2 separate regions of the Homo sapiens genome follow, and region 2 is linked to region 1. The links are chromatin loops, found by intact Hi-C in ENCODE. Cell type or tissue: PC-9. All regions are shown on one strand. Links, peaks and the distances in the headings refer to the core of each region. The heading gives the core; the rest is flanking DNA. Region 1 overlaps EFHD2 (EF-hand domain family member D2). Region 2 overlaps TMEM51 (transmembrane protein 51).

Region 1 (5,000 bases), core at 1-5,000:
CCCCTTGTCCTGGAGCGTGGGTCAGGGCACCCCTTGGGCTCCTCACCTTGGCCTCAAAGAAGCTCTTGGCCCCCTTGACACCCTCACTGGAGACGTCGATCTCAGAGAGGCGGGCCAGCACGCACAGCCCGCTGTCCTCCTGAAGCTCCCCGGCCGCCGCCTTGCGGAAGATCAGGAGGAACTGCAGCGGGGAGGGAGGCGCGCGGTGTCAGGAAGGGAGGGAAGGAGGGGAGCCGGAGTCCCTGGCCGCACCCAGGCCCCAGCCTCAGGCCTCCCCTGCAGAGAAGGACTGGGGGGCAGTGAGCTGGGTCTCGCCCCTTGCTGCTCCCGTGAGCCCCTTCACTGGGCCTCTGCCCAACTGTACAATGGGAGGAGATATGACTCATCTGCCACCCAGGATGCTGGCCTACTGCAGCCCTGACCCGCCCACACCAGCTCCCGACGACACGGCCTCAGCCTACCTCTTACCTCTGTCTCCCGCTGTTGCCCAGTGAACCTACTCTGCGTTCCATGTATTGAGTCCTACAGGTGTCATGACAGAATGAGGGAGCCTCCATGACAGTAAAAGACACCCCAAGTCTCAGCGCCTGAACGTGTCAGAGGGATGGAACCCTGCTCTCGAACTCTAAGCTGTTACCCTGCACTGCCCACACCTCCCGCCCAGCCACTCGCACTCCCCCACCTGCCCCTGCCACCTCTCTCCTTCCCTGCATCCTTCATGCTTCCTGCCAGACCTCCTGGGCCCCAGTTGGGCCTCGAGTCCCCACACCTAACCCTGTGCTTCCTGGGGTCCATCCCTGTACTTCCTGGGGTCCAGTATCATCGCTGTCTGGCTTGGGCCTCCATTTCCTTCCCTGCGAAACCGGCTTGCCCCTAGCTCCTGTCTCGGAGTGAGATCCTGGGCGTGAAGTCACCCAGTGCCGTGGCCCTCTTCCTCTGCATCACAGCCCTGATTTCCTTCTGTGGTGTCTCCCCCTCTACACTTCCAGGAACCTTCGAGCACAGGGCCTTTCTCTACCCCAGAGCCTGCACAGGGTCAAGTATACAGAAATCGCTCAATATATGCTCCCTATGTGAAGGAAGGGCTGTCCCTCCCTCCTCTTCCTCCCCGAGAGGATCTCAGAACCCTCCCTGGTGCCTGCTGTAACAGGCCCTCTGAAGCCTCACTCAGCCAAGCAGCAGCTGCTCACAGCTGCTGTTCAATGGCAATGTCATTCATTCATTGACAAAGGGTGGGGGTTGGTCTCTCCCGGGCCACCAGGTCCTCAGGTGAAGCCCCTGGTAGGGGAGTGGGGCTGGGGGCCGGGCTTACCTCCCGGAAGCTCAGCTTGCTGTCAAAGTCCTCATCCACCTCCTTGATCATGTTTTTCAGGCCCAGGTGGGTCTGAGGGGCCCCAAGTTTCTCCATCATGAGTTTTAGCTCCATCAGGTCGATGAAGCCGTCCCGCCCGGCATCATACCTGCAGATGCAAAAAGAGAGGACATCTTGGCACTGGCTCAGTCAGAGAGGCCGCAGGCTTGAGTGCAAGGAGACTGGGGGATCAGAGGGCATCTCCTACCAACCATAAAATCCCGTCACTGTTGGAAGGGACCTCAGTCCAGGCAGAGGACCCATATGTGGCTCAGCTCCTGCTTGGTTACCTCTGATGACGGGGAACTCACCACAGGGCCTGGCAGCCTCCTGCATGTCGAATAGCGCTAACTTTTGGACAAGCCTGAGGCACAAGGAAGCTGAAATGACAGGCTCCGTGTGCTGAATGTGATGGCACAGACAGTGAGAAGGAATTCTCTGGGTTTTTTTTTTTTGAGATGGAGTCTCGCTCCGTTGCCCAGGCTCGAGTGCAGTGGCTCAATCTCGGCTCGCTGCAGCCTCCGCCTCCCGGGTTCAAGTGATTCTCCTGCCTCAGCCTCTTGAGTAGCTGGGACTACAGGCATGCACCACCACACCCAGCTAATTTTTGTGTTTTTAGTAGAGACAGTGTTTCACCATGCTGGCCAGGCTGGTCTTGAACTCCTGACCTCAAGTGATCCACCCACCTCGGCCTCCCAAAGTATGGGGATTACAGGCATGAGCCACCGTGCCTGGCCGAGAAGGAATTCTCAATACCACGGCAGGGTGGATCAGGCTCTGAGCTGAGCACTCACTCACCACCTCCATGACCAGCTGGCTTACTGGCATCTCCATGGGCACTTGGAGGACATCTCACCCCCACCCTAGATGGCAGAACCTTGCAGGCAAGGGCATGGTTTCTCAACCTCAGACCTTAAACAATCTGGACAGAACAAATCCTTGCCGTAGGGGCTGTCCTGTGCATTGTGGGATGTTTATAGTAGCATCCCTCCTGAGTTGTGACAGCTAAAAATGTCTCCCAGACATTGTCGAATGTCCCCAGCAGGATAAAAGCATTCTCCGCTGAGAAGCACTGGAATAGGGGATGTGACGTGGGTGTGGAAGGCGGCCTCTTTCCATGTGATAAATGACTCTTCTTACTCAGCACCCTCTGTACTGGGGGGTCTATTTCATGCCCCCCAGCTTGCCCTAGGTACTGGGAAGGAGGTTAAAAAGCACACAGTAGGTGCTCAAAAATGTGTAATGAAGAAATAAGACGTGAATAAATGAAGGGGTATCTAAGGCAGGGCCTCTGCCTTTGTCGAGGGCACAGAGCAGGACGGGGGCAGGAGGCAGGGCCAGGTGGCAGGAGGCAGCCTGGGTGTGTTCAGGGACGTGTGGTGCAGTGCCTGCAGGGAGTGGCGGAGATTGGCGGGGTGGTGGGGAAGCCGGGAACAAGCATCGGGCGATAGAGATGCCTCCCCTCTGCCCTGCACTCTCAGGTTCTCTTTTTTTCTACCACTAACAACCTGGCAGAGACAGGGGTGGGGTTGGGGGCAAGTCCCTCTTGACTGGCTTCTGTGTAGTAAGAGTCTAGGTGGCCTTTCTGCCTGTTGCCTGGCTGGGAAGGCACCACTGGTTCCTGGAGCACACAGCCTGGTGAAAGAGGGCGAGGCGCTGTTTGCCCAGCTGGGCTCTCTTATCAACCAAACACCTGCCCTACTGGTCTCTGGGAACAGCGTAGGAGGAAGACAAGATGGGGGCTGGGGAGAGTGATCCCAGAGTTGGTAACATGGGTTTTTCTTTTTTTTTTTTTTCTTTTTGAGACGGGGTGTTGCTCTGTTACCCAGGCGCGATCACAGCTTACTGCAGCCTCTACCTCCTGGGCTCAAGCGATCCTCCCGCCTCAGCCTCCCAAGTAGCTGGGACTGCAGGTGCATGCCACCATGACTGGCCAAGTTTTGTATTTTTTTTGTAGAGACGGGGTGTCAATATGTTGCCCAGGCTGGTCTCAAACTCCTGGGCTCAAGCAATCCTCCTACATCAGCCTCCCAGAGTGCTGGAATTACAGGCGTGCACCACTTTGCCCAGCCAAAATGGGTTTTTCTGCACCTAAAGAAGGCTTGTGCAGTCCCCCAGGCCTTGAACTGGCTGGGTGACAGTGCTGGTGACAGCAGCGCAACACAGGTGGATGTGTTCCAGAACCCTATGTCCCGGGCGCTTGAGCTTCTGCATGAATATGTCTCATTTCTGCACCTTCTTACGGGCTCCCCAGCTCCTTTCGCCTTCTCTAGTTAGGTGTACTTTGAACACCTAATAGCAACCATGTACTGAGATCTGTCTTTATGCTGGGAACTGCTTACTTTACTTAATTTTCCTAATAACCTTATTTTATGACCAAGGCTCAGAGAGGTTAAGTGACCCACCCACAGTCACACAGCAGTAAGGAAGGAGCTGGGCTTCCAGACTTGATCTGCTGGGCTCATAAACTTGCACATTTGCTCTGTACCCAGCCCCTCCCCAACGTGTCCTGGGGCTGCTGCAGAACACAGACGGCTGCCTGGAGCACAAGGGGAGCATTTGTGCGAGGGGTATAAATAGTTCACGAGCCAGTGAGTCAGTGGTTGAAAGTGACACAGCAAAGATGGGTCTTGGGAGCCCTGGAGGGAACACAGGGTCCTGCGGCTTCTGCCCCACTGATGGATGAGGGTTGGGGTGGAGGTGGATGGGCCAGCAGCCCCTGTGGGCAGTGGCCACCTCTGTGACAGTAGAAGGTGTGGGACTCAGAGGGTCAGGCAGGCCAAAGCTGCTGTGGTCCAGCCTCCACCTGGAGCTGGAGGGGTTCTGGGGGGCACAGCGGAGGCGCCTCCTGCCATCTCTGGTCCCTGTTTGCTGCCTGGTAGAGGGCTGGGCGGGCGCCACATGACCGTGGGGCTGTGCAGGAGCACCTGGTGAGGGACTCAGTCTTTCCTGAGCCAAGTCACGAGGACTCCCCTCCTCAGTGCCCCCCAGGAAAGCAAAGCCCTGCCGCTTTCTGACCCTGGGCTCCCAAGGTCAGCGATGACAGTCAGGCTCTGAAGCCAAATTGCCTGGGCTCCTCAGCCACAAAATGCAGCATCTCTTTTTATTTTTATTTTTTTGAGACGGAGTCTCGCTCTGTCGCCCAGGCTGGAGTGCAGTGGCGCAATCTTGGCTCACTGCAAGCTCTGCCTCCTGGGTTCACTCCATTCTCCTGCCTCAGCCTCCTGAGTAGCTGCGACTACAGGTGCCCGCCACCACGCTCGGCTAATTTTTTGTATTTTTAGTAGAGATGGGGTTTCACCGTGTTAGCCAGGATGGTTTCGATCTCCTGACCTCATGATCCGTCCGCCTCGGCCTCCCAAAGTGCTGAGATTACAGGTGTGAGCCACCGCACCTGGCCAAAATGCAGCATCTCTTAAGCTGGGGTGCATGTGCCCCCCAGGAGACATCTGGCAATGTCTAGAGGTGTTTTTGGTTGTCATACCTGGGGCGGCGGAGGTGGGGGGGATGCCAGTGGCATCTGGTGGGTGGAGGCCAGGGAAGCTCCTATAGCGCATAGGGTGGCCCCACCGCAAAGAATGACCTGGCCAGCTGGGCACGGTGGCTCACGCCTATAATCCCAGCGCTTTGGGAGGCTGAGGCAGGCAGA
Region 2 (15,681 bases), core at 1-5,000, 210 kb after region 1:
AGTAACAGGAAAGCAAGCCCAGCCCAGAGACATGAGACACAAAGAGCCATGGGTCGGCTCAGGAGTGGGCCGGGGAACGGACCAGGCCTCTGGGTGTCTGTCCCATGCCACAAAGCCAATCCCAACATCTCCCCTTTTAATAATGCATCGCATAAGGAAAGTGAAAGTTTCGAACTTTAGTCACTACTGCTAATCTTGAGATAAGAAGGTAACTCGGTGCCTGTCATCCCTTCCCTGTCCACCGGAGCTTGTTAGGAAAACATCTGGGCCTGGGAATTACTCTTCCAACCAGGTTGACACAGACTCCTCAGCAGGCTGGCTCCATGCCCACCAATAGCAGGAAGGCTTCCTTTGGACTTGGGTCTGTTTTCCCAGACACTCACTCCACGGTCAAGATCCTGACCCCAGAGGTCTCCATTCCCCTCCTATGTCCCCTCTTCAACAGCGTGCGATCCCCTGAGCATTTCTTATTCATTGCACTGCTTTTCTGAGCTGCATAGACTCACTTTCCCCCTCCAGGGGGACATGCTCACCCACCCCCTACACTTACATAGCCTGTCAGTTCTGGGGGCAGAGGACAGGCTGCACTGAGCTCCCTCCTGGGCCAGTTCTCAGCAGAGGGAGATAGGAAGGATGCCTAGACAGGTAGAAAGCTGCTGTTCAAACAACCAGAACTTTCTTTTGGGTGCATAGGTTGACAGAGACAACCTCTGAACTTGAGAAGTGCAAGTCTTCATTCAAAGTCTGGAAAAGCTCTTTACACTGAGCTGTATGGGGGGTGTGTAAGAACTCAGGCCTTGGAGCCAGGCAACCTGGGCTCAAACCCCAGCTCTACTGCTTACTAGCAGTGTGACACAGGGCACTTACATTAACCTAAAGCCTCTGTGAGCTGACAACAGAATGGCATTATTACCAGACTTGGGTCCAGACAAAATGGGGTGATGTGTGAAATGCTTAGCACAACACTGGGCATAAGTATTCAGTACATATTAGCTATTATTATTGCCATTTTCCCCTAAGAAAGTCAGTATTGGGAGAGCTGCTAAAGTAACTCAGCACCCAAATGTACTACATATAAAATATTTTATTACAAAAAGCTCCATTGCATGGCATTTCAAAAAGAACATTTCCTACAGTTTTCTTTCTTCTTCTTTTTTTTTTTTTTTTTGCTGTTACACAGAAGAGACTAGTTAAGTGTACCATTGAAGACTATTATGCATCACGTGCCTACGTTCATCAGGCCTTAAGCCCTCAAAGAACAACAGCATCAGGGGCTCTGCGAGAGCCGCCACCTGAGCCTCACCGCTTAGTTCATAAAACAGCCCTGTGTCCTTTCTACAAAGCCAGGTCGTGTTTTCTACCCACAGTTCAGGACTCCAGCGTAGACAGCAAACACAAAACTTGTTTCCTTTTTGAAACAAAACAGTCTTAGTAGAAGCAAAACAAACAACCACAATCTAAACCAGCCGCGAGGAACCCTTTCCTAGCTGGAAAGGAGAATGTGTCGCCAGCGATTCGGAGTGAAAAGGATGGGAAGATGCCTGTGCCACACCCTTGAATGTGGTCCACAGATTCACCAGCTCCAAGGCAGCATCTCTTTCCAAAGCACCTGCAGCAGGAGGCTGTGTGGGGCAACAAAGTCACTCCTGATACAGAGAATCCCCCCCCGCCCGCCGCCATCCAAATGGCTCCATGCACAGCTGGCCCCTCCGCTTCTCAACTGTGGCTCATGTGGCTTTGTTAGAGTCTTGGGGGTGAAAGGTGTGAGAGACAGGAGGGAGCGTGGCTCAAGTGGGGCCATTCAGTCGGGCGGCCGGGTGTCGGGGGCCTTCTCCTGGACTTCATCATACTGCGGTGGAGGAGTCAAAGGCTCTATCGAGGGAGGAGGGACGTTTTTGTCTGGGAGGTTGATCCTAAAGTCTTTGAGGTGAAGCTTTTCAGATTTAATCCTTCGAACTTTCAGCGGTTTCAGTCGTTTGGCCAACTTAGAGTTCTGCCTGTCAGGGGGGTTCCCAGGGCTGGCCTCCACGTCAGCCCTGGTGGATGTGGGGGTGGTCTCGTCGAGCCCCGTCAGTGACTCATAGGACGGGAGAGAGATGCTCAACCTCGGGTTCTGCTCCTCTCCCCTTGCTTCTGAGTAGTTTGTGTTCATCACTTCCTCGTAGCTGGGAACATAGTACCTTGAGGCAGCCTCCTCATCCTCCTCTTCTTCCTCCTGGCTGCAAGAAGACACACAGACAGGGAGAGTGTTAGCCTGTGCTCAAGTCATTCAAAATCCCAAAGGGATGGGCTCCAAAGAGTCCACACACAGCAGCCTTGTAAATAACAAATGGGTCTTAGAGGCAATAAAAGTGAATACTTCAAGTGTTTACTATGAGCTGGGCTCCCTTCTAAGTATTTTAGCAAATATGAACCAATTTCAGATTCCTGACAACACTATGAGTTAAGTACTAGTCATGCAGGACAGGACAGGTGAGTCCCCAAATTGGGGCTTAGCCTGGGAGGGTTCTTGGCTTCATCAAGGAAGGAATTCAAGGGTGAGCCAGTGGTGTTAGACCACAATTCTTTATTGAAGGGCACTGCTTCTTGTGGAGCAGGGCTAACTCATAGGCAGTACACCCTGAGTTGGCCACATAGGGGCTCTTGGAAATTGTATTTATACCCACTTTTAGTCACATGCAAATTAAGGGGTGGGTTAATGCAAATTGAGGGGCAAGCTATTTAAGACTTCCTAGGAAAGGTAACTTCTGGGTCGTTACCATGGAAAGGGATGGTAACTGCCAGGTCGTTGTCATGGCAATTGTAAACTGTCATGGCACTGGTGAGAGTGTCCCATGCTGATGAGCAATGAGGGCAGCCAGGGATCACCCTCGTTCCCGTTTGCTGGCTTTGGCTAGTGTTTTTTTAAACCTTATCTCATCTGGACCACATCCTGTTTTGGTCAGCAGGGTTATGATCAGAAAACAAGTCCTGCCTGTTTTCTATCTCACTATTATTATAATACCCAATTTATAGATGGACTGAGATACATCAAGATTAAATGACTTGGTCAGACCTTCAGGAAATGGGAGGGCAGGAAGTGAACACTGTACTCTCAACTACTCCACCATGTTATCTGGGTGTTAAACCTCCTTTGCCTTTAAGCCTTTCCCACTTAGCGACATGCTGCGTGAGCTATTCCAATGCTCAGCTGGGTCCTTTGGTCAAAGGCAACACAGAAATGTACAAAGTTGCTACCAACTTTCAGTAGAGAAAGAATATCTGAAATATAACATTTATGTGTGTCTCAAATTATTCTGTAATTTTATCTTCCAAGTTTATCCCAAGACTCAAAAAGATCAGGTCCTCTCAGCCTTATTCTCATTTGACTGTTGAAAGAGAAAACCAAAAAGTCAGGATATTTTCTACACATTTGTCAGAATTAACGCCAATAGCCACTTTCCAGGACTCTATACTTGAACCTGTGGGGTGATCATGGCCAACATCAGAAACCTCAAAGTCTGCCTTGGTTTTCCTCCCACCCTCCTTTAGGAATGAACTCAAATGTGCTCACAGCTAGGGTGGGGAATGATGAGTGATTGATATTTGTTCTTTTCTATATTTCTCAAGTTTTCTAGAATAAGCATGTGTGATGGTTAATTTTAGGTGTCAACCTGACTGGCCATGGTTGCCCATATTAAACACTGTGAGAGTGAGGGTGTTTCTGGAAGATACTAGCATTCAGCTCGGTGGGCTCTGTAAGGCAGATTCCCCTCCTCAGTGTGGTGGCACCATCCAACCCATGGAGGCCCTAGATAGACCCAAAGTCAGAGCAAGCAGGAATTTGACTCATTTCTCCCTGCCTCACTGCTTGAGCTGGGACATCTCATTTCATCTTCTCCTGCTCTCAGACTAGGATCTATACCCTCACCTCTCCTCGTTCTCAATCAGGCCTTCAAACTCAGAATGAATTATACCCCTTGCTTTCCTGGGTCTGCAGCTTACAGATGGCAAATTGTGGGACTTTTTGGCTTCCATGATCCCAGGAACTAATTCCTCATAATAAATCTCCATTTAAAAAAATATATATCCCCCTGGTTCTGTGTCTCTGGAGAACCCTGACCAATACAGCATATATTATTCTTTGCTATCAGAAAATGAGTTTAATTTGGAAATTGTATTTGTACCCACTTACACCCACTTTCAATTATGTGCAAAAGTAAGAAGTGGGTTAATGTAAATTGAAGGGCAAGCTATTTAGAACATTCTAGGAAAGGGATGGTAACTTCCAGGTCATTACCATGGAAAGGGGTGGTAACTGGTAACATTGGAGGGCAGAAATCCCTTCAATATAATGAGATTTTTTTTTCTTCTGGTGTGTACCCACAAGTGGCATTGCTGAATCATTTGGCAGCTCAATTTTGAGTTTTTTGAAGAAACTCTAAACTTCTCCACAGTGGTTGCACTAATTTACATTCCCACCATTAGTGTACCAAGGGTTCCCTTTAATCCATATTACATTAAGAACAATTCCCTTCCCACTATAAAGATAAGAAATGCTTGTAGAAAATTCAAACAACACAGAAACATCTAATGAAGAAAAGAAAAACATCCCGAATCCTTCTACCTGGAGACAAACCACTGTAACATTCTGGTGTATACCTTTCCTACCCCTCTCCAATCCCACAGCCACAACATTTGATGGGACCATAACCTGACCAAAGATGCTGTATTATATCCCCCTTTTCTCATTGTTGTGGATATGGTCCCACATTAACAAATATAGATCAACAGTTGCTGCATAGAACTCCATTGAATAGGTACGTCATTTAACTCAGTAGGTGGTTTTTTAGGTTGTTTCTAAGTTTTTGTTATCCTAAACAATGATCTGATAAATATACTGGTACAAACTCCTTTGCACCTGTGGGACTGTCTCCCAGGGATAAACTCTTATAAATAGGATCAATACGCACATCTTCAGTACTGCCCCTTATGGTGAAACTCTTAAGAAAGTTTCTATCAGTCAACATTTCATCAGCAATCCATCTTCCCTACAACTCTCCAACAGTAGGGGCTGTCTATCTTGATCAATATGATAGGCAAAAAAAAGAAAAGACATCTTTTTGCTTGCATTTCATGACTAATGAAGTTGAACATCTATTGGTTGAACATCTATGGAATATTCATAATCTTTGTCTGTTTCCTATTGGTATATTCATCTTACATATTCATTTCTAAGAGCTCTTTTTATAATAGGGATATCAACTATTATCATATCTTCCCCAATGTATCACTTATCTTTTAAATTTGTTGGTGGCATTTTTGCTCAAATGGAAAATTGCTTCCCAGCCATTTCAAATTAAAGCATACACACAGCATGCTGGGGTGAAGGGACAAGCAAATATGCTGGCCACCCCAGGCCCTGTTCAGTGACCCTGGGCGGGTCAAAATGCTGGTTCACTTAAGAGTAATGGCCTCCAGCTCCATCCAAGTTGCTGCAAAAGACAGTTTTTTGTTTTTGTATTTTTTTTTTTGAGACAGAGTCTCACTCTGTCACCCAGGCTGGAGTGCAGTGGCGGTATCTCAGCTCACTCACTGCAATCTCCACTCCCCTGGGTTCAAGCGATTCTCATGCCTCAGCCTCCCCAGTAGCTGGGACTACAGGCATGTGCCACCATGCCCAGCTAATTTTTGTATTCTTAGTAGAGACAGGGTTTCACCATGTTGGCCAGGCTGGTCTCAAACTCCTGACCTCAAGTGATCCACCTGCCTCGGCCTCCCAAAGTTCTGGAATTACAGGAGTGAGCCACTGCACCTGGCCCAAAAGACAGTATTTTGTTCCTTTTTATGGCTGAATAGTATTCCATGGTGTAAAAATCTATTGTAATAAAATTTTTAAAAAATCTTGGTTTACCTGTAATCCATTTGTACCATGCTATTTGGGAAGCTCTGGTAGAAAAGTCTAAAGTTATTTGTAAAATGATAAACCGTTTTGACAGAGGCGTCATGGGCGAACATGGGACAATAAAGCCTGTAGATGACAGTCTTTTCACCACGGAAAGGTGTGAACATGTGTGTGCATGCGTGCGTGCCCATCCCCGATCCGGGGAGGGAAGGGGACAGTCAGGCCTCACCTGTCTTCCTCCTGGGCGTGAGGCCCAGCGCCTGTCGGGTGCTGGACATGGGCCAGGTCCTCGCCCTGCCGCTGCTTCCTCTTATCCCTGATACTCAGGCAGATAGAAAGCAGCAGCAGCATCACCCCGGCCCCGACCAGCACGTAGGCCACAGAGAAGGTCTTGCTCTTGAGGATGCCGCCACCCACCTCGGTCTTGTTGCTGCCCTGAGCTGTTGGCTTCTCGGCCGCGCTGAAGCCGGGTACCAGGTTCCACATGGCCATGATCACCCCAAGGACCAGCATCCCCAGGCCGATGGCGGTCAGCGCATAGTGCGAGCCATTGGCCTTGGACTGGGCCATCATGTCAGTGGGAGGAGGGCGAGGCCCAGTTCCAAGAAAGAAAATAAATGTATACAAGGCAGCAGTCACAACAAAAACCCCTTAAATGCGCTCCACAAAATCTCTCGCCCCACACTAGAAAATATCAGCTGAACTCCTGCGGGATGGTTCCGAGCAATCGCGAGGCCTCCCGTGCGGATGGCTGCGGTGGAAGGGCCTGGAAGGAAAGCAGAAAGAGCAGAGAGGACGATCAGTTCCGATTCCAGACGCTTTGTGAATGTGGCGGCTCTGCTCTTGAAGGAGTTAGGCAGCAGCACCGAGCACGCCGGCTCTGGCTGGGCCTCGCCTTTGATGCATTCCAGATGTCTTACGTGCTCAGGCTCCTTGTGCGAGGCTGCGAGAAGGGAGGCCGGTCTGCCCAGCCCGCTACTCCCTGAAAAGGAAAAGCCAGACCTTTCCCTGCTGGAGGCCAGAAAGGTCGGAGCTCAGGTCATTAAAACATTGTGTGGAATTTAATGAAGTGCAGTAAAATCGTAGCTCTTGCTGGAGGCTGCTGGGAGAGTGAGCGATGGGATGAATGGTCCACAATCGATGGTTGTAACAGACTCACCTGGGGGACAGGGCCTCAGCCAATGGTATGACCAGGCCAAACAGCCTACTGTCATCTGTTCCCCACCCTCAATGGCTCCCTACTTCCTGCAGGAGAAAATCCAGCTTCTTAGAATGATGCTGCTCATGGTGGCCTTAGCCTGGCTCCTGCCTCTCCTACTGCATGTCTCAGCCTGCCTTTCTTTGCACTACCCACCCCCAACCACCCTCCAGAACATTTCTCTGGTCACCCATAGCTCAGATGCCCCTTTCATGTGCTCCCCAAATCCTCCAGCAACCACCGTGGTGAGTCTCTCTCTTCCCATGACCACATTGTCATCATCTCTAAGCCTGGCACACAGCAGGGACTCAAAAAATGTTTGCAGAGTTCATGCCTGTAATCCCAGCACTTGGGGAGGCCGAGGTGGATGGATCACGAGGTCAAGAGATCAAGACCATCCTGGCCAACATGGTAAAACCCCGTCTCTACTAAAAATACAAAAAAAAAAAAAAAAAAGGCTGGGTGCTGTGGCACGTGCCAGTAATCCCAACTATTTGGGAGGCTGAGGCAGGAGAATTGCTTGAACCTGGGAGATGGAGGTTGCAGTGAGCCGAGATTGTGCCACTGCACTCCAGCCTGGGTGACAGAGCAAGACTCTGTCTCGAAAAAAAAAAGTTTGCAGAGTCAATGTTGGATGAAATGAATGCAGGCCACATGAAGTCACCCAGCAAGACAAGCTTCTCTGAAACCACATCGAGTTCTCCCTTTGTTAAAAGGGACACAGGCCTGCACATTCTTCCTCTCCGCTCCTGTGCCCAGCTGGACAAAATAAACCTTCTTTCCACAAAGCAGCCCAGAGACCCTGCGCTAAAGGGAGCAGCCAGCGGTCCTGGGATTCCACAGCATTTGTTGGTTGAGAGCGAGCCAGAGAAGCAGTCACTCAAGGCTTTAGTTTAGAACATTCTCAAGGACTGAGGAGGAGGAGCAAGCAATGCCCCTTGCTAAACCTCTCCCCCATACATTATTCCTGTGACAGGAACTTTTGCAAAACAGTAAAATTTACAAGATGTTTAGCTGGGCAAGGACCTGTTTTCAATTCTGCATTTTTTCCAGTCTCTCCGAAAGGATGACTGACCAGGCTGCTTGAAATCTGATGCTGCGAAGATATTTTCTTGTGAAACCATGAGTTTATCTGAAATTGGCCACTTTGTTAAAAGAGACTCTAAAAATATTTGGAACAACATCCTTTATCAGCTTTAAGTCTGTTCCTTCTTTTTTTCACCCAACAAATATTTCTTGTGCATCTCACTACCTCCTAAGTAGCGAGTTAGGCACTGGAGAAACAGCAGTGAGCAAGTTAAGGATTAGCAGAGCTTCTAGGCCAGCAGGAAAATGATCTATAGGGAATACCAATAAAGTAAGAAGGAAGTACAGGAACTGTGGGATTAGACAGCAGGGTGTCCTAGCTCAGGGCTGTGGGACATACAGAAAGTCTATGTGGGAGAGGATTCCCACTGGCCTAATTGGGCCTGAACCCTGAATGCACAGCACTGTGTATGTGCACGTGCGTGAACGCACTGGCTCTGCTCTTGAAGGAGTTAAGAAGAAGCACCAAGGCACACTGGGGCATGAACACGTGTGCATATATGTTTATGCACACATGAGCACATGTGCATGCGTGCGAGCACCTATGTACATATGCATGCATATGTATGGAATATGAACAGGTAGGATGGGCATGTGTGTGGCGTGCAGGGCGCTGAACAGGGATCCCACTGCAGACAGCTGCGGTAGGACCAGATGGGACCGTACACAAGGATATTTATTTCTTACAGTATCACTCATGGCTGGCAAAAGGAAGGATGGGGGCTCTGGCAGCCTTAGGAATGCACCGGTTCTACCAAATGGATCTGGGACAAGGTCAGACTCGGAGGGTGGAGAAGTACACAGCCAGGGGGTTGTGCTGGAAGCAGGAGTGATGAAAATACCACGTTCTGAGCACATGCTAAGTGCCTGACAGGCAGGCCTTGTACGTGGGACGCTGAGAGTGTGGTTAGCAGACTAGTGATTTGAGCCGCTTTAACCCCCTCACTGCCTGCCCTCATTCGTTCTCCATTCCAGCTTTGCCTTATGCTGCACGAGAGAAAGACAGGCTCCAGATGTGAATCATGGGCAGAGATTAAAATGTCGGGATTAATACATTCTTTTTGTCTGATAAACTGTCAATGATTAAAAACAGGTGATAATACTCAGTGTGGGGAAAGGTATTGGGATGGCAATTTCATGGCATTTTTTTAGATGGCAAGTTTTGGCATTTATAGAACAAAAGTTTCAAAAATGTTTATACCCTTTGGCTCTATAATTCCAACTTCTAAGAATTATGTACAGAGATATCATCACAGCTTTATAGTGGTGAGAAGCTAGAAATTACTTCAATAGCCAATAATCCAGATCAGGGTAATAAATTATGGTTCACGCACTTAAGGAAATTATGGTCTCAAAGCAGCTAATGTATTTTTAAATCAAACAACAAGATTGAAACAACAGTGTGTTCAGCGTGATTCTAATTTTTAAAAAATTCTCCATACACAGATGAATATATGGGAAAAAGCCTGGATGATTGTACTTACATTGAAATGAAAGAGACAGTGTATTTTTATATATACACACGTATGTAAAAATCCCGGGGGGGGGGGGGGGGTCACCTTTCAGACTTGTACCATGATTGCTTCTGGGGACGAAGGAAACTCGGAAAGTGTACCCTTTACTTTCTATTTCTCTCTTTTGAATTTTCACAATCTGATTGTATTGCTGCAAGGTAGCATAGCTGAGTGGTTAAGAGTGAGCTTGGGACCCAGGCTTCCTGGGCTCACATCCTCACTCTATTCCTTCACAGCTGTGTGACCTCGGGCAAGTTACTTAACCTCTCTGTGCTTCAGTCTCCACAGCTGTAAAAGGGAGACAAAAACTCTCTAGTACCTACCTCATAGGGGAGTTATGATAAATAAATAATATACATAAAGCACCAAGAACAGTATGTGACCAGCACAACAGTAAGTTCTTAAACAGACAAAAAAAATTGTTATTTAATGTTAATTAGAGCTTGTATTCTCAATGGGGTAAGATCACCCACAAGGAGCAAAAATTGTTTCTTGGGGACAGGGTGAAAAAAATCTTGGATATTATAATGGTTTGTGGCCCTCCACAGGGCCACAGAATATAAATAGATACACAGGGCATCCTTGGCATTAAATTTTCAAGTATTCCAAAAAGAATGTCTAAAAAGACTTCTCAGGGAGGGCAAGGTGGCGGAAAAGGTTGAGAAACACTGTTGAATGTATCATACTAAGTTTCACAACACTCGGATTATATATTATGATATTTATAGTTATTTTCTGTGTGTGATGGGATTCACCATGATTTTCATTTTCTTTTTCTTACTGGGAGAATAAGAATTAGAAAACAGAAATATCTATGTGTTGCTTTCATAAAATAGTTTTGGTTTTTTGGGTTCATGGCAGGGTTATGTGTGCAACGGTGGCGTAGATTTGTTCTTCAAGTTCAGCCCTCTCTTTGGGGACTGTGATCTTGATGGGTCTATGGGGTCTGTAGAAACCCAGCTCCCAGCGGGGCATCTGGTCAGCTGTTTGTCCTGTTCTTGGCTTGTTGACCCTGGACAGCACCCGAGCTATATTTAGCATGGTGTTCTTTTCCTTTTAAAAATATGGAAAGAAGCTAATTTTATGCTTAGAGGATTTGGACCACACGGCTTCCAATATGTCCCTAAAACACAGTAGGCTTGGTGGGCAGTCTGGGGTCCTGGCTTGGCCAAACTCAACCTCTAGACCCTGGGGTTGGCCCCATCACTGCTCATGTCTGAGGAGGCCCTAAGGGAGGTATGAATGATTCTATATCTGAGTTTTTAAAGAAAAATTATTAACCAGTTAGAGAGGTATCTACCTGTTGTTATTTGAGGAGACTCAGGGCAGGCCAGAAGGCAACTCTTCATGCTAGTCTTGAGTTAAAGATCCACCTATAAAAAAACCACAGAGATGCAGCTTTCTAAGCAAGCTGTGAGCATTGCAATTGGAGTTACATGTTGGGGAGCCATGTGTTTTCTTTGTTTTTTAGGGGGAAAAGGGCAAGGGTTAGGGTAGGTATCTATGCAAGACAAGTGGTACCAGAAGAAGCCAGAATTCTGTACAAAAAAATATGAGTTGCAGAAGGATGACAACATGGTAGCTAACATTTATCAAACTCTTTCATGGTATTATCCATCTTAGACATGTGCTCCAGAGAATATCAGAGGAAATACTCTCAGGTCATCTTATAAGGAATGTATATACCTTGACACCAAAACTAGAAAAGAACAAGGCAGGAGAGGAAAATGACAGGCCAGTCTGACCCACCAGCCTAAACAAAAATCGGCAAATGGAATCCATGCTTCCCTCCTTCCCTCCCCGTCTCCCTCCCTTCCTCCCTTCCTTCCTTCCTTCCTGAGTCTTACTTTTTTGCCCAGGCTGGAATGCAGTGGTGTGATCTCAGCTCACTGCAACCTCCGCCTCCTGGGTTCATACAATTCTCCTGCCTTAGCTTCCCAAGTAGCTGGGACTACAGGCGCACACCCCCACACCTGGCTAATTTTTGTATTTTTAGTAGAGACGGGGTTTCACCATGTTGGCCATGCTGGTCCGAACTCCTGACCTCAGGAGATCCTCTTGCCTTGGCCTCCCAAAGTGCTGGGATTACAGAAGGGAGCACCCAGCCCAACCATATTTTTTAAAAAGATAACACATCATAATCAAGTTGGGTTTATCCCAAGAATGCAGGGTTTGGTTCAACATTAGAAATTGGTCCCAGGAGAAAGGATAAACCACAACGTGTCACTCTGTGGAGTATTACGTACGCAGCAGTGAAGGTGAGTAAACTGCAGCTGTGTGCACCAGTGAGGATGATCCTGACAAACATAATGTTGAACAGAAAAGCAAACTGCAGAAGAATACACACTGCAGAAATCCACTTAAATGAAGTTCAAAACCAAACAATATGTTGCTCTATTTTTGTAATATTAGGAAGAAACGCAAAGACTATAAACTAAAATTCAGGACAAATTCAGGCTACCTTCTGGCCAGGCACAGTAGCTCACACCTGTAATGCCAGCACTTTGGGAGGCCAAGGTGGGAGGATCGCTTGAGCTCAGGAGTTCGAGACTAGCCTGGGCACTATAGTGAGACCATGTCTCTACAATAATAATAATAGTAATAATAATAATAATAATAATAATAATGAGCCCAGTGTGTGGCTCACACCTGTAGTCCCAGCTACTTGGGAGGTTGAGGTGGGAGGATCTGCTTGAGCCTAGGAGGTAAAGCCTGTAGTGAGCCTTGAGCACGCCACTGCACTATAGCCTGGGTGACAGAATGAGACCCTGTCTCAACAAACATAGAAACAAACAAACACACACACACACTACCTCCTGGAGAAATGAAGAGTGAAGAATAGTACTGGGGAGGCGAACAGTGAAGGGTACATGAGCGTTTTATTATACTATTCATTACAATTCACATATATCTTATATATACTCTTTTGAATGACTGAAATAGTTTGTAACAAGAATGTCCAAAAGCCCATCAATGTGTTTTTATTACTTTTAGCATAAAATCCAAACTCCTTGGCCATGACCCTCAAGCCCCACCAGCCTGGACGAGGCTCCTGTCTTGCTGTCACAGCTCATATCTCCTGCTCACCAGCCCTCAGTGGTTTCCTTTCTGCTCCTCATTGGCACCAACTACTTCCTACCACAGGGCCTTGGAACTTGCTATACCTACTGCTTGAAAACACCCTTCCACCTGTCTCTTTTGTCTGGCTACTTATTTATTTATTTCTGTATTTAAAATTTTTTAAAAAATTATTTTAGAGACAGCATATTTCTTTGTCACCCATAGCTCACTGCAGCCTCGAACTCCTGGGCTCAAGTGATCCTCCCGCCTCAGCCTCCCAAGTACCTGGGATTACAGGTGCACACCATCACACCCAGCTAATGTTTTAATTTTTAATCTTTTTGTAGAGATGGAATCTTGCTGTGTTGCCCAGGCTGGTCTTGAACTCCTGGCCTCAAGCGATCCTCCTGCTTCGGCCTTACCAAAGTGCTGGGATTGCAGGCATGAGCCACCATGCCTGGCTATCTTACTACTTTTTAGTAGAGACCTCTGTCTCTCAGCTTAAATGCCACCTCCTCAGTGAGCACCTCTCTGACCATCCAGTGGAAATGCCTCCTCTCTCACACAGCTACACTTGGGTCCCCTGCTGAGTTCCTTGCCTTTCCTTCCCATGGGTGATGATAACACTTTGCAGTCAGTAGTAATCTCATTTTGCTTTCTTGTTGGCTCCCTGTCTCCCTCACTGGAGTATGAACTCTCTGAAACACGGTTCTTGTCTGTCTTGTCCACTGCCTGCTCCAGGCCCCAGCACCGCATGCCAGGAACTTAACAGGTACTTAGTAGATATTTATAGAACAAACAAATGAATACCTGGCAAGTTTAAAAGTTGAACCAATGTCTCATATCAATGAGGGGAAATTCCCAGTCCAAGCCTGAAGGGGAGAGGATTAATAAAAGCTAACTTGCAGGAAGATCCAGATACCCAAATCTTGTATCCGTATGCAAATAATTTGCCGGCAACATGAGGAAAATATGCAGAATAAATGTGATTTCCGTTGTGACCTGAGAAAGTGACTGTATCAGTATTCCCTGGTGGGGCTGGAGGTTTCAGCGGTTGCCTGGCCTTTGCAGGTGGAAGTCAGCAGGGAACATGGAAGCCTTTAGCCTCACCGCTCCACGCTGGGCAGAGGCTCTTTCCACTCGTGTGCACACCCCTGGCCAACCAGAGCCGGCAGGGAGGGGCTGTGCAGTGGGTGTGGAGGAGTCGGGGCCAGGGAGGTAGACCCAGCTCCAGACATCAGAGTGGCTGAGACCTGAGTGGGGCCATCACAGCCAGGCACATCTGGATTGAGTCTCCATGAACTTGAACGTGAAGACAACGACTGAAATAAGATGGGACGATGGAAAGCAGCGCTGCCCCGGCTGAAACGGGGTAAAGGGCCCAAGCATTGATGGCTGGGCCTTCCGCTGCCTCTTCTCGCTGAATTGCAGAAACTCTCCAGGACACAGTTTAGAAACTGGGAATCGGATGTAGACCCTCACGTGACCACTGAGTTCTGTGCTGTGGCCCCGGAAGGTGCAGTTGCAGAAGCGCCCAGCCCAGCTGGCTTTAGTGGGAGGAGGTCTTGCCAGTCGGAGGCGGCTGGCGGTGCTACCAACCCCCATGACAGAGGGGCTCCTTGAGCATTCTCCCTGCACCGACCTCTTCCTGCCAAGCTGCATAATTGGGAAAGGGATCCCCGGTTCCACCGGGCTGTGCCACATTCACATCACAAAGGAGGAATTCAGTGGGGCTCTCTCTGCCAAGTTTCAGCCCACAATCACTTTTGTCACAATTTCCAGTCCCATGCAGTGGGGGTAGGAAAAAAGGTGCTGAGCCCCTGCTCCTGTCCTGCCTGGGAGGGAGTTTCAGGCTACCTCCCCACGGACCAAGGTCAAAGGGTGTCAGGTTCCTGTTTCAACAGAGCACCAGGGATCTTTTAGACTGTGCACTAGGGAAAAACAAAAAGCAATGTGCAAATGAGGCATAGAGGCAGGGGAGCTGGGAGGAGGGCTGCCCAGCTGGAGAGAGCTGATGGGAAAAAGAAGAAAGGATGTTAAGTAATACACAAGGCAGGGTAAGAAGAATAATGGTAACAAGAATAGCAGTCTCCGCAGCAGCTATCATGAAATCAGCAGCAGCTGATACTCAGCATGAATCAGGTGCATTCCTAAACTCACCCGATCCTCACGGCCACCCTTCAAGGAATGATCTGCCCCACCATCTTGGAGTCTTGGACAGGGTAAGTAATTTGCCCTGGGCCACACAGCCGGTAAGTGGCACAGTCGACTCATAATCAAATCCAGCTGACTGTGAAGTCCACCTGTGCCTGCACTATGCGGGTTCCCACAAAGCTGAGTCCCTGGGGGCCACTTTCTGGGCAAGGCACCGAGGTTCCCAGAGGTGTTTCAGGACAAAAGTGTGAGGGTGACAGGTAAATGTTTCCCTCCCTACCCTCCCTCCTTCCTTCCCTCCTTCCTTCTTCCCAGAGGTGTTTCAGGACAAAAGTGTGAGGGGGTGACAGGTAAATGTTCCCTTCCCTCCCCTCCCCTCCTCTTCCCTTTCTTCTCTCTCTCTTTTTTTTTTTTTTTTTTGACAGGGTCTCACTCTGTCATCCAGGCTGCAGTGGCATGATCATGGCTTACTGTACCCTTGACCTCCCAGGCTTAAGCAATCCTCCCACCTCGGCCCCCGAGGAGCTGGGACTACAGGCACACACCACCATGTCCAGCTATTTTTTGCGTCTTTTGTAGAGAAAGGGTCTCGCTCTGTTGCCCAGGCTGGTCTCGATTTCCTGGGCTCAAGCAATCTGCCTGCCTCAGCCTCCCAAAGTGCTGGGATTACCAGGCATGAGCTACTGGACCTGAACATTTCTTTTAAAATGACTTGTTGAAGATTTTGATTTAAACAATTCCCGGTTCCCCTACTGTATGCCAGGAGCTTTGGGGGATACCGAGAT

What was found. Hi-C counts contacts between places; a loop is a spot of excess contacts. Peaks named below come from ENCODE experiments on the same cell type or tissue, not always from the same donor. Only the 100,000 strongest peaks of a DNase experiment are listed, where the experiment ranks them.
Region 2: it touches region 1 in a loop (5-fold over the local background); 2 of 110 quality-filtered maps call a loop at or near these places.

Annotation. Positions count from the first base shown.
Region 1 is chr1:15,422,331-15,427,330 of GRCh38, reverse strand. EFHD2 (EF-hand domain family member D2) reads right to left here. Exons shown (of 4, transcript NM_024329.6): 2 at 1,313-1,460; 3 at 47-181. Among named protein-coding and RNA genes, the nearest start is that of EFHD2-AS1, 12 kb to the right of the region's middle. RefSeq lists enhancers at 1-370, 371-1,271. In PC-9, for the core only: no CTCF peak of the experiment used is centred there; a DNase peak (open chromatin) is centred at 3,010; H3K27ac peaks cover 1,642 bases.
Region 2 is chr1:15,205,864-15,221,544 of GRCh38, reverse strand. TMEM51 (transmembrane protein 51) reads right to left here. Exons shown (of 4, transcript NM_001136218.2): 2 at 10,983-11,055; 3 at 6,114-6,650; 4 at 1,067-2,219. The coding sequence starts at 6,457. The coding sequence ends at 1,802. Among named protein-coding and RNA genes, the nearest start is that of FHAD1, 34 kb to the left of the region's middle. In PC-9, for the core only: no CTCF peak of the experiment used is centred there; a DNase peak (open chromatin) is centred at 2,874; H3K27ac peaks cover 1,739 bases.